Regions from separate parts of the Homo sapiens genome. Here region 1 is linked to region 2. A link is an interaction called in ENCODE POLR2A ChIA-PET data of the cell type or tissue named here. Cell type or tissue: endothelial cell of umbilical vein. All regions are shown on one strand. Each heading gives the region's core, and the rest is flanking DNA. Links, peaks and the distances in the headings are about the cores only. Region 1 overlaps PHLPP1 (PH domain and leucine rich repeat protein phosphatase 1). Region 2 overlaps PHLPP1 (PH domain and leucine rich repeat protein phosphatase 1).

Region 1 (6,440 bases), core at 1,624-5,623, 130 kb after region 2:
TAAGGGCACTAATCCTATTCATGAAGGCTTTGCTCTCATGACCTAATCACCCCCAAAAAGGTCCCCACCTCCTAAAACTATCACCTTGGAGTTTAGGATTTCAACATATGAATTGCACAGGGACACACATACACTCACACCACGGCACTATCTAAACTTTGCCCTCTTTCTCCATAGGAATCATTAGAGGGGAAGGAGTTACTTATTGAGAAAACTGGTATTGGTAAGAACCTAAAGAAAGGAAAAGAATGAGCCAATGGGTTGACAGAGCATGACAGGATCAGGTTTTGGACGTCCGGGCTAGTTACAGAAGTGCTTTTCAACTTTCACGTATCTGCACAGAATGAAAGGATTATAATGATCATCTATCTATCCAGGGGACAACAAAGAAAGAAACATAAAATGTCTAAACCTCTACTTCCTACAAAAAACATCAGCTAATTTCACTATGTCAGTTACTTCAAAATGCTGTTGTCTAGCTGGCTAACTCAAAGACAAAAATCTGTCAATGTCAAGAAGCCTACTGTGGTCCTGGAGACACATATTAGAAATCCTAGAAAGACTACAGTCACTTTTTTTTCAGAGACAGGGTATTGCTATGCTGCCCAGGCCTTGATCTCCTGGGCTCAAGCAATCCTCCCACCTCACCCTTCCAAGTAGCTGGGACTACAGGTATGTACCACCAGGTGTAGCTGACTATGGCAATTCCTACTTTCTATTAAACATTACAGAAATGTAACGCCGTGAACATTACATCCTCAATCCTATTTCTTCTCTCTTAATTTATATGTGGAATCTGGTATGTTGTATATATCATTGTTACCCTTATAGCAAATTACAGGGGGAATGACTTCCATTACGTTTTGATACAATAGCTAAGCAGCCCTCCCTTCTGATATTTCCCTCAGGGGTCTGGAGAGGCCTACTTTTGATACTGTGGATCCAAAGTACACGAAGCTTTCTCAAACACCTTCTAGTCCTTTCCATGATGCTCCCCAAAGCAAAAACACCTTGCTCTCTCAGCGTTAACTGCAAAATGCAATCTTCTTGTTCCTCTTAACGGAAAGCCTCTGAAAGCCAAACACATTTTATTACACTGAAACTGGCAGAGAAACAGTTTGGGAGGGGAAAAAAAGTATGAAGACTGCAGCCTCTACACCTCTAGAAGAGTGGCCAACTTGCAGACAGGTGCCCTGCACAGATTCCTGTGCACACACAGACATGCCCTACTGCTACCCCAACATTCATACCCAACAACTGCCTAGTCTTGTCTCCAAGCACAGTGTGCCAGACTGACAAGACAGGTGATGGGGAATGCCTGTTGCACAAAGATGAAAAGAATTCCACAGCAGAACAGAACAGCTGAGCAAGTAATTCAGGCACAACTGAGAGGCCAGAATCTAAGACAAAGTACAATGGCAACTTCCTTGGAGAAGGTAAGATGGTAAAGCAGTTCAGAAGAACAGCTGAAGTGTTTAAGACAAGCAGGGTGGGAACTACAAGCTGAAGGGCTAGTTACATGGGTGTAACAAAATGCTTTCACCACACAGCCTTTATTGACAATCAGGAATAGGTGACAGCTCAAGAAAATAACCAACCCAACTCCAAAAGGGCTGACTTCAAGGAAAAGCAATAGCCTCAATCTCACAGGATCAAAAATTACTATGGTTTCTCTTTCTTTGGCCCATAGTAAGAAATCTTACAAAACAGTCAATTTCATTAATTGAACTTGCAGAGAAATAAACTGCAAACTTTAAAAAGTCATAATCTTAGGGAAATTATACTTTTATTAGCCTAATTTGTTGGAAGGTACATCAACAATAGTAACATGTTATATCCTGAAAAGGAAGGGTGAAGCCCATCCTAGAGTGGGCAGCATGGACAGGGCATGCTCCTGTCTCAATGTTTAGTAACTAATGAATTTCTAAAGTCCCACTATTTAGTAGAGCACCTGAATGCAGCTACACACATCTACAGTGACCTGATTAAATTTTTAGGAAGGCAGTGAACAGAAACATCTGCTAGGGAACAGGACCAGATGCCAGCAATGCATGCAAAGTGCCTGTGCAACTTATGGGACATTGCTGGGTGCAACAAATGATAGTTATTATATTACTATTATAAAAACAAGCCTTCAGTTATTTTCCTCTAATCAAACTCTATATATAAACCATATTGTAAAAGTCTTCTTAAGTGACTTATATAAACTCAGTTGATTAAATCAGAAAAGAGCACATTAAAATGATAAATCATATAGAATACTGTGAACTAAAAACATTTTTTGTCATCAGCTTCCCATATTAAAAAAGAGAACTTTACCTAAGAAAACATCCTTAACCATAATAAAATGTGCAGCATATCCTCATGCCCACCTCACTAAAAAACAAAACAGAAAAAGCTCTGCACTATTTCTCTCAATGCAAACTACTGATATTCAGTTCTTCATCCTTATTCTATTACCTGGTTTCCTATGCATCTAGTCAAGGGTTCCACATGTCAGAATTCTTCTTGTCATAACCCTTAAACAGCTATTTTTCTTTGTTTATAATTTTTAAATGTATGTCACAGTAGTAATATGGCACAACACACAACTACACTCTCCACTTTTATTTAGTTTTCATCCAGTTATTCACACTTATTGTCTACTGAAGATTTTTCAGGGATTTGACAAGCTGTTTGATTTTTTGTTGTTGTTTTTAACTGCATGGTCAGCTTCAATAAGGATCTACTGAGACAGTAAGAGAGCAGACACTTGAAATGATCCCAAAAGTTTTGAAAAAGATATTGAACATGTAACAAGAGTGGAATCTAACCTTGACCATCCCCTGATAATGTATTCATTCAAAGCAAACAAAACGCAACAAGATCAAGCTTCCCTTGGGTTACAGAACTACTATTAACCAAGAGAACATCCTGGCAATTCAAAATTGGTGCCATGCTATTCTCAAGAATCCATCTACACTCATCTTTATCTATTTTCTACCACACTGGCCTCTCGAAACAAAACAAAATCATTCTAGTTCCCCTCTTTATCTGCATATCTATTTGAAAAGACTGGAGATATAACAACAATTCAGCGTCTGTTGTAAAAGGTCGCATACTCTAAACCAAACCTAAATAATACTTACTTTTAAAGACCATGCAGAAGAGAAAAGCATTCCTTAGCCTCTTTATCTTCCTGTTTAGATTTTAAAATGTTTAGATGTTTGCTTGAACACCCTGCTTCTCTGTGTCAACTCCCAACTTACTACTAACACAACCTTAAGAGCTATTCTTTACTGGGTGGGGGCGCGGGGGGCCTGGACAGGCACAGTGCTCATGCCTGTGGTCCCAGCTACTCAGGAGGCTAAAGCGAGAAGACTGCCTGAGCCCAAGTGTTTAAGGCTGCAGGGAGGCATGTTCATGCCACTGCACTCCAGCCTGGGCAACAGAGCAAGACCTTGTCTCTAAAAAAGAAAACACAAAATTTAAAAATAAAAATCTTTTTAAATCCTTTAAAATACATTCACTGTAAGGAATAAATTCCTTTGGAGCACATTACCATTCCAATGCCCCCTACCCTCATATGACCTGAAAAGCTTTTTCTGAGTATTTTAGTACTACTTGTAAATAGATGTCAGAAGAAGACATATTTTCTGTTAACAGGAGTTATCAATCCACTGAGTCACTTAAGACCCTCCTTTATAGCTATGTTCCTGAGTGTGCTTTTTGTTTGGTGTTTTGTTTTTAAGGGGCAGAGCAGGAAATGGAGGAGGGGAAAGACCCACATAGTCCTTTGCCTTCCCTCATCTTTCCCCTCCCCCTCCATCCACCCCAAATGACTGTGAGAACTTCCTGCAGTGAGAACACCATGAATAGGGCCTGGCATCCAGACAGGAAAGATAGTGCAGGACTAGGAATGCCCTGAATAAAGCTTCTATGCAGCCACGAAATTAAAGGGATTCAGGAGCGACACAAAGGGCCTGGCTAGTTAATGGATTCAGTCTTTTCTTTTACAGTATAATTAGGCAGCATACAAATGAAAGCCTTTTCCAAGGAGCTGGACTGGACTAACAAGGCCAAATGACTCTCCTCTGCATGCTTGCCATTTTCCCCCTTGAGATGATGTTGTTCTTACTCTTAGAAAAACATTGCAGGAGGAAGTTGAAGTACAAATTCTCTCCTACCTAGAGGTCAAATTCCGAGCCACCTTCAAGTTTTACTCCTTTGGACACTTCCATATACATCACTTGTTTTAGAGACAGTTCGGACAGGGAAAGACTACCCCCTTCCTCCCACAAACATTCTATATGCTTCACATTTATTTTTGAAAATAATAATTATACTAGGAAATGTTTCCAGATCAATTCTGCCAACTAGGCTTATGAATAAGTAGTGGGGAAAACCTCTTACACATCTCAGATGTGCAGTTCTAAGAATCAATTCAAGATTCACTATGGATCACGGACATCTCAGCTGCAGTACCGAAAAAATCAAACGTGGCTAACACTGCTTTTTTGTTGGTGTTGGTTTTTTAAAATGCATCTCTCACTTTGGGACTTTGGGCACCTGAGGAATCAGGGACACCTGAGAAACAGTATTTAACGTGAACAGACATGTAGACAAATGAACTCCACAAATTTCTCTCTCTTTTCCCACTCTCTATTGTACTTGAATCCTTTCATTTTCTCTTTAATTGTTCCATCCAGGCGTTTCACCCAAAATGGGGTGACCTGTCACCTAAACCTTAATAAAGCAGGGAGTTTTTTGAAATGCAGCAAGAAAAAATACATTAATGAATCACAGAAGAAAGTGGAGAACCCAGTAGCTTGTAAAAAAAAAAAAACAACTAGGAAATTCACCCTCCCTATGTTAAACTATAGAATACAGTGTTTCCTTCCACAACAGCAACAAGTCTCACAAGTAGCTGGAAATCAGGAAAAAGAAAAGAAGGGCAATAAATGCAAAAGACAAAAAGTCAACAGTCCAATCTGAGACAAGCTGAATCTGAGCACAGCTTTTGAAAAAAACTATAAAAATATAAGTGCGGGGTTTTGAAGACTGTAAAGGCTTTTTCTTTTTCTCCTACGTAAAAGAGAGTGGCTATATTAGTAATCACAGAGCAACAAGTCTGATAGGAGTCCGCAGGTGCCCTATTGTGTCTGTATAGAGGGATGGAGAGAGAGGGAGAGCAGGGAGAGACAGAGAGAGAGAGAGATTATTACTAGACTTGTCTAGGTGAAAGCCTCATGAGGACATGAACTACTTCTGTATGTATCTCCAGTGAACACATAACTGCACGTAATAACAACACCCTTTGCCAAAAGAAAGATGAAAAATGGGTGTTTCAAGCTGATTTGTGTCCCCCTCCCTCATAATTTATATGCTGAAGCCCTAACTCTCAGTACCTCAAAATGTAACTATATTTGGAGACAGGGTCTTTAGAGGGGTGATAAGGTTAAAATGAGGCTGTTAGGGTGGGCCTTAACCCAATCTGACTGGTATTCTTTTTTTGTTTTGTTTTGTTTTTTGTTTTTGCTTTTGTTTTGAGGTGGAGTCTCGCTCTGTCGCCCAGGCTGGAGTGCAGTGGCGCCATCTTGGCTCACTGCAATCTCCGCCTCCGGGGTTTAAGAGATTCTCCCGTCTCAGCCTCCTGAGTAGCTAGAACTACAGGCATGTGCCACCATACCCAGCTAATTTTTATATTTTTAGTAAAGACGAGGTTTCACCATGTTGGCCAGGCTAGTCTCGAACTCCTGACCTCAAGTGACCCACCCGCTTCGGCTTCCCAAAGAGGGATTACAGGCATGAGCCACCGCGCCCAACCCTGACTGGTATTCTTATAAGAAGAAATCTGGACACACAAGAGACACCAGAGATGTGCAGGCACAGCTGGAAACACCAAGTGAGGACAAAGGGAGAAGGTGGCCATCTGCATGCCAATAGGCCTCAGGAGAAACCAACCCTGCCAACACCTTCATCTTGGCCTTCTAGCCTCCAGACTGTGGAGAAAACGAATTTCTGTTGTTTAAGCCACCCAGTTTGTGGTATTTTGCTATCACAACCTGAGCAGAATAATACAACGGGAAAGGCAGAAACTGGAAAGAGAGAAACTGAAAGGAAGAAAAGGAAGAAGTTAAATAGCCAGAATGTTAAATGTTATCTCAAAGTCTCTAGAAATACATACTTTCTCCCACATACTTTTCCATATTGTAGTAAATTCTTTTTGCAAGTAGGTATCTTTTTTAAGAGTCTTTTTTCCCCCACTCCCAGGAGGTTTGGAGTTTGGTCATATGAGGCTGCAAAACTTAAATTTAAAAAAAAAAAAAACCTTATATATACATTTATTTAGAATACCAGCAAGCCTTTGGGTAAATCTGAACATGTGCCGACCAAATAATAATAATTATGTAAAATTTCAGGAGTAAAAAAGTAAGAAAGCAAAAACACTAGAGAAAAGT
Region 2 (6,440 bases), core at 985-4,984:
TTTCTCACCAACATATCTGCCCATAGTTAGCCCATTAATTGCCAATGATATTCAAGAGATGTTTAATATTAACCGCCACACTAGGACAAATAAAAATATTACAATAACAAAACAAAACAAAAAAATTCCTTAAAAAGGCAGAAAATGGATCACTATTTCTGCTCCTCTTCTCAAACCAAAGGAGAGAAGATTCACAAGTATACTTGGATAAAATCCCACTCAAGTCACATAAAGATATATAAAAAGGAAAACCAAATAGCATCTATATCAAGGATATTGGATTACCAAACAAATGAGAAAGTGCGCATAAGCAAAAGTCAGTGAGAATAATTAGGTCATAAAAATGTCCTTAGACAGTAGCCTAAACACCATATAACAAATAGGCTAAGCATATCTCACAGCTAAATGGGGAAAAAAAAAAAACCCTAACACCCAAAAGTTTCCTAGGTATAATAAAAGTCTGATGCTAGGGTTGAACCATTATTCACTAAACATTTCTTGAGTTCTTACTATGCACAAAGGTGCTGGAAGTATACAAATGTGATTTAGACATGGTTTTCACCCTCCAGGAACTTGAAACAATTTGAGAACAAAGCTCTTATAAAATAAAGCAGAAGGTGAAAACTGAAAACTTACTGGCGGCATTGGGGGGTGGGGGGAGGAAGTACCATGAGTGTTTACAAAAGTGAAAACTTTTACCTAAGGAACATGAGTAGGAGTTCAATAGACAGAGGGGGACTGGAAGACAGACCATTTAAAAAGAATCGTATGGTATGGCTATTTCTCAAACTTCAGCATGCAATGTTATAATGCAGATTCTTGGGCCCCATCACTGTAAGTTCTGATTCAGGTCTGGGATGAAAAACAGGCATCTGTGTTTCTAGTTATCTTAGTCTATTTTGTGTTGCTATAACAGAATACCAGCTGGGCACAGTGGCTCACGCCTGTAATCCCAGTACTTTGGGAGGCCAAGGTGGGCAGATCACGAGGTCAGGAGATCGAGACCATCCTGACTAACACGGTGAACCCTGTCTACTAAAAATACAAACAATTAGCCCAGCGTGGTGGCACACGCCTGTAATCCAAGCTACTCAGGAGGCGGAGGTGGGAGAATCGCTTGAACCCAGGAGGCGGAGGTTGCAGTGAGCCGAGATCACACCACTGCACTCCAGCCTGGGTGACAGAGTAAGACTCTGACACACACACACACACACACACACACACATATCCAGAATACCATTGGGTAATTTATAAAGAAAAAATTGATTTCTCACAGTTCTGAAGGTTGGGAAGTCCAATTTCAAGATGCTGGCATCTGTTGAGGGCCTTCTTGCTGTGTCATCCCATGGCAGAAGAGCAGTAAGAGCAAGAGAGCAAACTCACAGCCTCAGGCCCTTTGATAATGGGCATTAATACATTCATGAAGGTAGAGCCCTCATGGCCTAATCACCTCTTTAAAGTCCCACCTCTTAATACTGTTGCATGGGGGATTATGTTTCCAACACATCAACTTTGGAGGACACATTCAAACCATAGCACCAATAAACACTACAGGTGATTCTGATGTAGGCATTTCATGAATCATTTTGTGAAACACTGATTTGGAAAGCAAAAACTACAAGGTAATTGGGAAACATTAAGTAGACCAAATTATTAAGGAGAAAGAAGCCCTGTGGTTGTAAAGAATGCTTAAAGTCTAATCACAGAGCATGTCAAGAAGACACTGGTATTTGCCTATGAAAAACTTTGAATTGAATGAAATAGTACATCTGAACATGCACATATTTATCACATGTATCAGATAATATCTCCCCTTTGTTGCACTTCCAGACACACACACACACACACACAATATGAGGAGTATAAATATGCATTCTGACAAAGTTTAAAATTAGGGGAAAAAAACAGCTATTTAGAAAGTCAGCCTTTCCCCAAGGTTTTCTTATTAATTATACGTCCAAAAGACATCACCAGGGAGGAATGGGTGTGCCCTGCTTTTACAGAGGTCACTGTCAAATATCCTGCCAGTTCTGGTGTCATCATCCTCACCACTCCAGAGAAATGACAAGAGGAATGTGACTCCTCCCATTCAAAGCTCCATTAGTTTAGAGCATGGTGAGTGACATCAAAATTACAGCCACTAAATAAAAACAGACATTTTCATGGGTCCTTAGTTTTCAAAACTGACATGCGTGTGTTGTCTGAATGAGCTCCAGAATTAGATGTGTTTATTTGACATGAAGTAGCAGAGAGAGGGAGGAGAGGAGTATTGGTCTCCATCAGCATTCTCATACCGGCAACCAAAGAATTATTTCAGAAGTCATCAGCAAAGATGTTAATTATGTTCCCAAGTCCCAAGTTATGATGACACTTCACCATCAACAAAATAAGCATCAGTTTGGTCCTTTTACTCTATACTTATTACTATGCACTAGGAGCTGTGCAGAGTAAAGTTGATTACCACTCAGAATAGCAAATATCTACAAATACAGTGTTGGCATTAAACTCTTGCAGTTAAGTTAAAGCTCAGAGAATACGGCAAAGAGCTCCACAGAGCTCAAAGAATGGAAGTGGACAGAATACAATAACTGAATTGGAATCAAGCCAAGGCTTTTGAAGATACCAGCCTCTCTCCCTTCTATTTAAGTGGGAATAAATGTTAAAGAACATCTTAAACTATCCCAAAAAGTCAACAGGGCAAACTAATTTAATATAGCCTGGCTGATATTTTGTTTCTGAGCTCCGTCTTCAAAATGTACTATATGAGGGAATAAGAAAATGGGCCATCATTGCCATAAATTAGGTCGGCAGCATTAGGCAAGAAGAGAACCAAAGGCTATATAATCACGGAGCCCCAAGCACCACCTGCCGGCTCTGCTTTGCTCAAATTCTCTGGGAAGGAAAATGGGAATCTTGTGAAATGGAAAGCTTCCCAAGAGGATCACAATTCCATCTGAAAAGCAAAGCTGTATAAGAAAGGAACTTCCAGTTCTGGGAACAGTTAACTGACAAAAAGACATTCCATACATTCCATGAAATTCCTTTAACATTTGGCAAGCCTCATGGAACCCTGGTAGTGGAAATTCCTTCCCAAGGTTATCTCTAACCCTGAGCAGCATTTGTGCTGTTTTTCTTTTACATAGGCTTTACTCTTTCTTCAGCAGTCTGCAGCTGGCTTGCCTCTAACGTTTTTTATACAGCAGTGTCTTCAAAGAAGCTGAAATTGTTCTAAGCGCTGCTGTTTAAATCGATCAAATGAACTGCAAAAATGTTTTAGCATGCCACTCTTTATTTCACTATGCTAATGAATTATCACTATTTCCATTAAAAGAAGTCTTCATGAATTATGTATAAAAACAAAAACTAAAATCTTTCAATAAAACCTGGAAATGTGGGCTTTTGGTAATGATAAGTAATTAACATTAATCACTTTACATCTGGAATGCCAACATCCCCAAAAGAGCAGAAGAGCAGAATAGGAAATAAGGTCATTTGTTTTCTACTCCAAGGGAACCAAAAATGTAGAAATTTGAGCTTTCTAAGAAGAGAGGTACTTGATAAATGCCATGCATAATTAGGAGTTTCTCATCGCTCATTTCTTCATACTTTCATTCTATTATGCCCACATCCTTGCACGCCCAACTCCATTCACTCTTTCCCTCTTTCTCGCATGAGAGGACCTGCCCCTCCATCTCTCCATTTTCAGCTAAACCAAATTTCACATCTAATCAGAGCTCAAATCAAGTCTTTCCTCCAAGTGTTGAATTCACTCCCCTCTTGACCCAAGTCATCTTTACTTATTTCAGGTGAAAACTTACTCAATTTATACCACAGCCTCTAAGACACAATCACACAAGCCTGAGTTCCTTGAAACTGATATGTAGGTGCCACATAATGCAATGTGGTTGATCAATAATCATTCTAAGTGACTGATGTCCCCTTAAAATAGTCACCTTGAATACTAAATACAAGAAATGGTTCCGCTGCTCAAAGCATTTCTAAATGTTCTCTTCCTAAAGTTTTATGATCACATTATTTTGATTATCCTTGGTGGTGGGAAAACCAACAATTCAGTTCAGTGAGTATTTATTAAGGACTTTACAGTAGATGGCAATTTTAGAAATTTTTAGATGCTTACTATAAAAGGATTGATAAGTACAAAAAATATTTAAAAAGTGAACAATTCAGAAGAGCAAAAGGTCACATGGAATTGAGAAGTAACTAAAAGCTTCAAGGAAAAAATGCCATTACAAATACACTTTGAAGGGTGGGGTAGGAGTCGCTAGGTTGAGCCTGGGTTCGGCAGGTGGTCAAAGGTAAAAGTTGGGGCACATTCTTGCAAGATGAGTGGCAAGAGAATGTGAAGTGAGTTTAGAGAATGGTAAAATAAACCATAGATTTTTTTTTAGAAGTCCAGTTTCATACGGTCCATTTTAAAACTAGTATCTCCTTTTCCAACTTCAAATCCTCTCTTACATTTTTCTACGTAAGGTTTTCTGAATCATCTCACTGTGCATATTGTCTTTTATCATACTTTCAACCAAAGAGAAATACAATGATAAATTACCAGTCTCACTTCCTTCTAAAAGTTGCTACAGGCCGGGCACAGTGGCTCACACCTGTAATCCCAGCACTTTGGGAGGCTGAGGCAGGCAGATCATCTCAGGTCAGGAGTTCGAGACCAGCCTGGCCAACATGGTGAAACCCCGTCTTTACTAAAAATACAAAAATTAGCCGGATGTGGTGGCGGGCACCTGTAATCCCAGCTACTCAGGAGGCTGAGGCAGGAGAATCACTTGAACGCAGGAGGCACAGGTTGCAGTGAGCTGAAATCGTGTCACTGCACTCCAACCTCGGGGGGAGGATAGAGTGAGACTCTGATCTCAAAAAACAAAATTAAAAAAAAAAAAGTTGCTACAAATACCTTTTGCAAAGAAGTTGCTACAAATACCTTTTGCGAAGAATACATAAAATTGAATGAATAAAGGCACTTCCCCCACCATTCACTCAAGAGTGCGTTCATTTATGGAGTATCTATTTAATGCTCACCTAGCAACAGTAATGACCTCTGAGGGGGACTTGATTCCTGCCCTCTCAGAATGCAAAGCCAAGCAGAGCACACAAGATAAATATAGAAAACAAAGGTGATAAAAGTTAAGGCCATACTGCTATTCCCATGAGTCACAGTATCTTTACAAAAACAGGCTTAACTATTACACAGAATTTTATAAAACTGTCAGGGGACAATAGTAACACACAATGGCAAAATTCAATATCCAAAGGAGAATGTTAAGAAAAACAAAAACGCTGGTGGTATACTTTTTTTTGTCCTATTTCCATATCATATATGATAAAAATCACATTAAGAATTCTATAGGCCGGACGTGGTGCCTCATGCCTGTAATCCCAGCACTTCAGGAGGCCGAGGTGGGCAGATAATGAGGTCAGGAGACTGAGACCATCCTGGCTAACACAGTGAAACTCCATCTCTACTAAAAATACAAAAAATTAGCCAGGAGTGGTGGCACGCACCTATAGTCCCAGCTACTCGGGAGGCTGAGGCATGAGAATCGCTTGAACCCGGGAGGCGGAAGTTGCAGTGAGCCAAGATCGCGCCACTGTACTCCAGCCTGAGTGGCAGAGCGAGACTCCGTCTCAAATATAATAATCATAATCATAATCATAATAATTCTACAGATACATAGCAGGTCCTCGAACAATGTCATTTCATTCAATGTCATTTAGCTATAATGTTAATGAGGAAAAAAATCAATTCCTGGTGAGGATCGCTGTCTGTGTGAAGTTTGCCCATTCTCCTCCGTCTGTGTGGTTTTCTTGGGGTACTCACTTCCTCCCACATCCTAAAGCTGTGCACATTACGTTCACCAGTGTGTCCACATGGCAAGTGAGAGAGACAGAGAGAGACAGAGAGCGAGAGTGTGTGTGTGTGTGTGTGTGTGTGTGTGTGTGTGCGCGCGTGCGTGCGCGCCCTGTGATGGGATGCTGTCCTACCCAGGGCTGGTTCCTGTCTGGCACTCTTAGCTGCCGGGAGAAGCTCCAGCCACCAGCAACCTGAACTGGAAAAACTTGGTAAATAATTGCCCTTTTTTGTTTGTTTTTTGAGATGGAGTCTTGCTCTGTCACCCAGGCTGGAGTGCAGTGGCGCAATCTCAGCTCACTGCAACCTCTGTCTCCCAGGGTCAGGCGATTCTCATGCCTCAGCCTCCCAAATACCTGGGATTACAGGTGCGCACCACCATGCCCGGCTAAGTTTGTGTATTTTTAGTAGAGATAGGGTTTCAACATGTTGGTCAGGCTGGTCGCAAACTCCTGACCTCAGGTAATCTACCTGCCTTGGCCTCCCAAAGTGCTGGGATTACAGGCGTGAGTCACCTCAACCGGCCTATATCTTACTTGTTTTTATTAATCTTTTTTTTTTT

Evidence for each region. ChIA-PET counts read pairs that join two places held together with the same protein. Peaks named below come from ENCODE experiments on the same cell type or tissue, not always from the same donor. Only the 100,000 strongest peaks of a DNase experiment are listed, where the experiment ranks them.
Region 1: POLR2A ChIA-PET joins it to region 2 with 5 read pairs; 1 of 35 experiments calls an interaction of 5 or more read pairs at or near these places.

Annotation. Positions count from the first base shown.
Region 1 is chr18:62,749,103-62,755,542 of GRCh38, reverse strand. The region is part of intron 1 of PHLPP1 (PH domain and leucine rich repeat protein phosphatase 1); the gene reads right to left. Among named protein-coding and RNA genes, the nearest start is that of PHLPP1, 37 kb to the right of the region's middle. RefSeq lists enhancers at 2,790-3,685, 3,686-4,582. In endothelial cell of umbilical vein, for the core only: no CTCF peak of the experiment used is centred there; a DNase peak (open chromatin) is centred at 3,832; H3K27ac peaks cover 1,310 bases.
Region 2 is chr18:62,874,190-62,880,629 of GRCh38, reverse strand. The region is part of intron 4 of PHLPP1 (PH domain and leucine rich repeat protein phosphatase 1); the gene reads right to left. Among named protein-coding and RNA genes, the nearest start is that of PHLPP1, 160 kb to the right of the region's middle. RefSeq lists enhancers at 607-1,106, 1,107-1,608, 2,508-3,008. In endothelial cell of umbilical vein, for the core only: no CTCF peak of the experiment used is centred there; a DNase peak (open chromatin) is centred at 2,979; H3K27ac peaks cover 1,905 bases.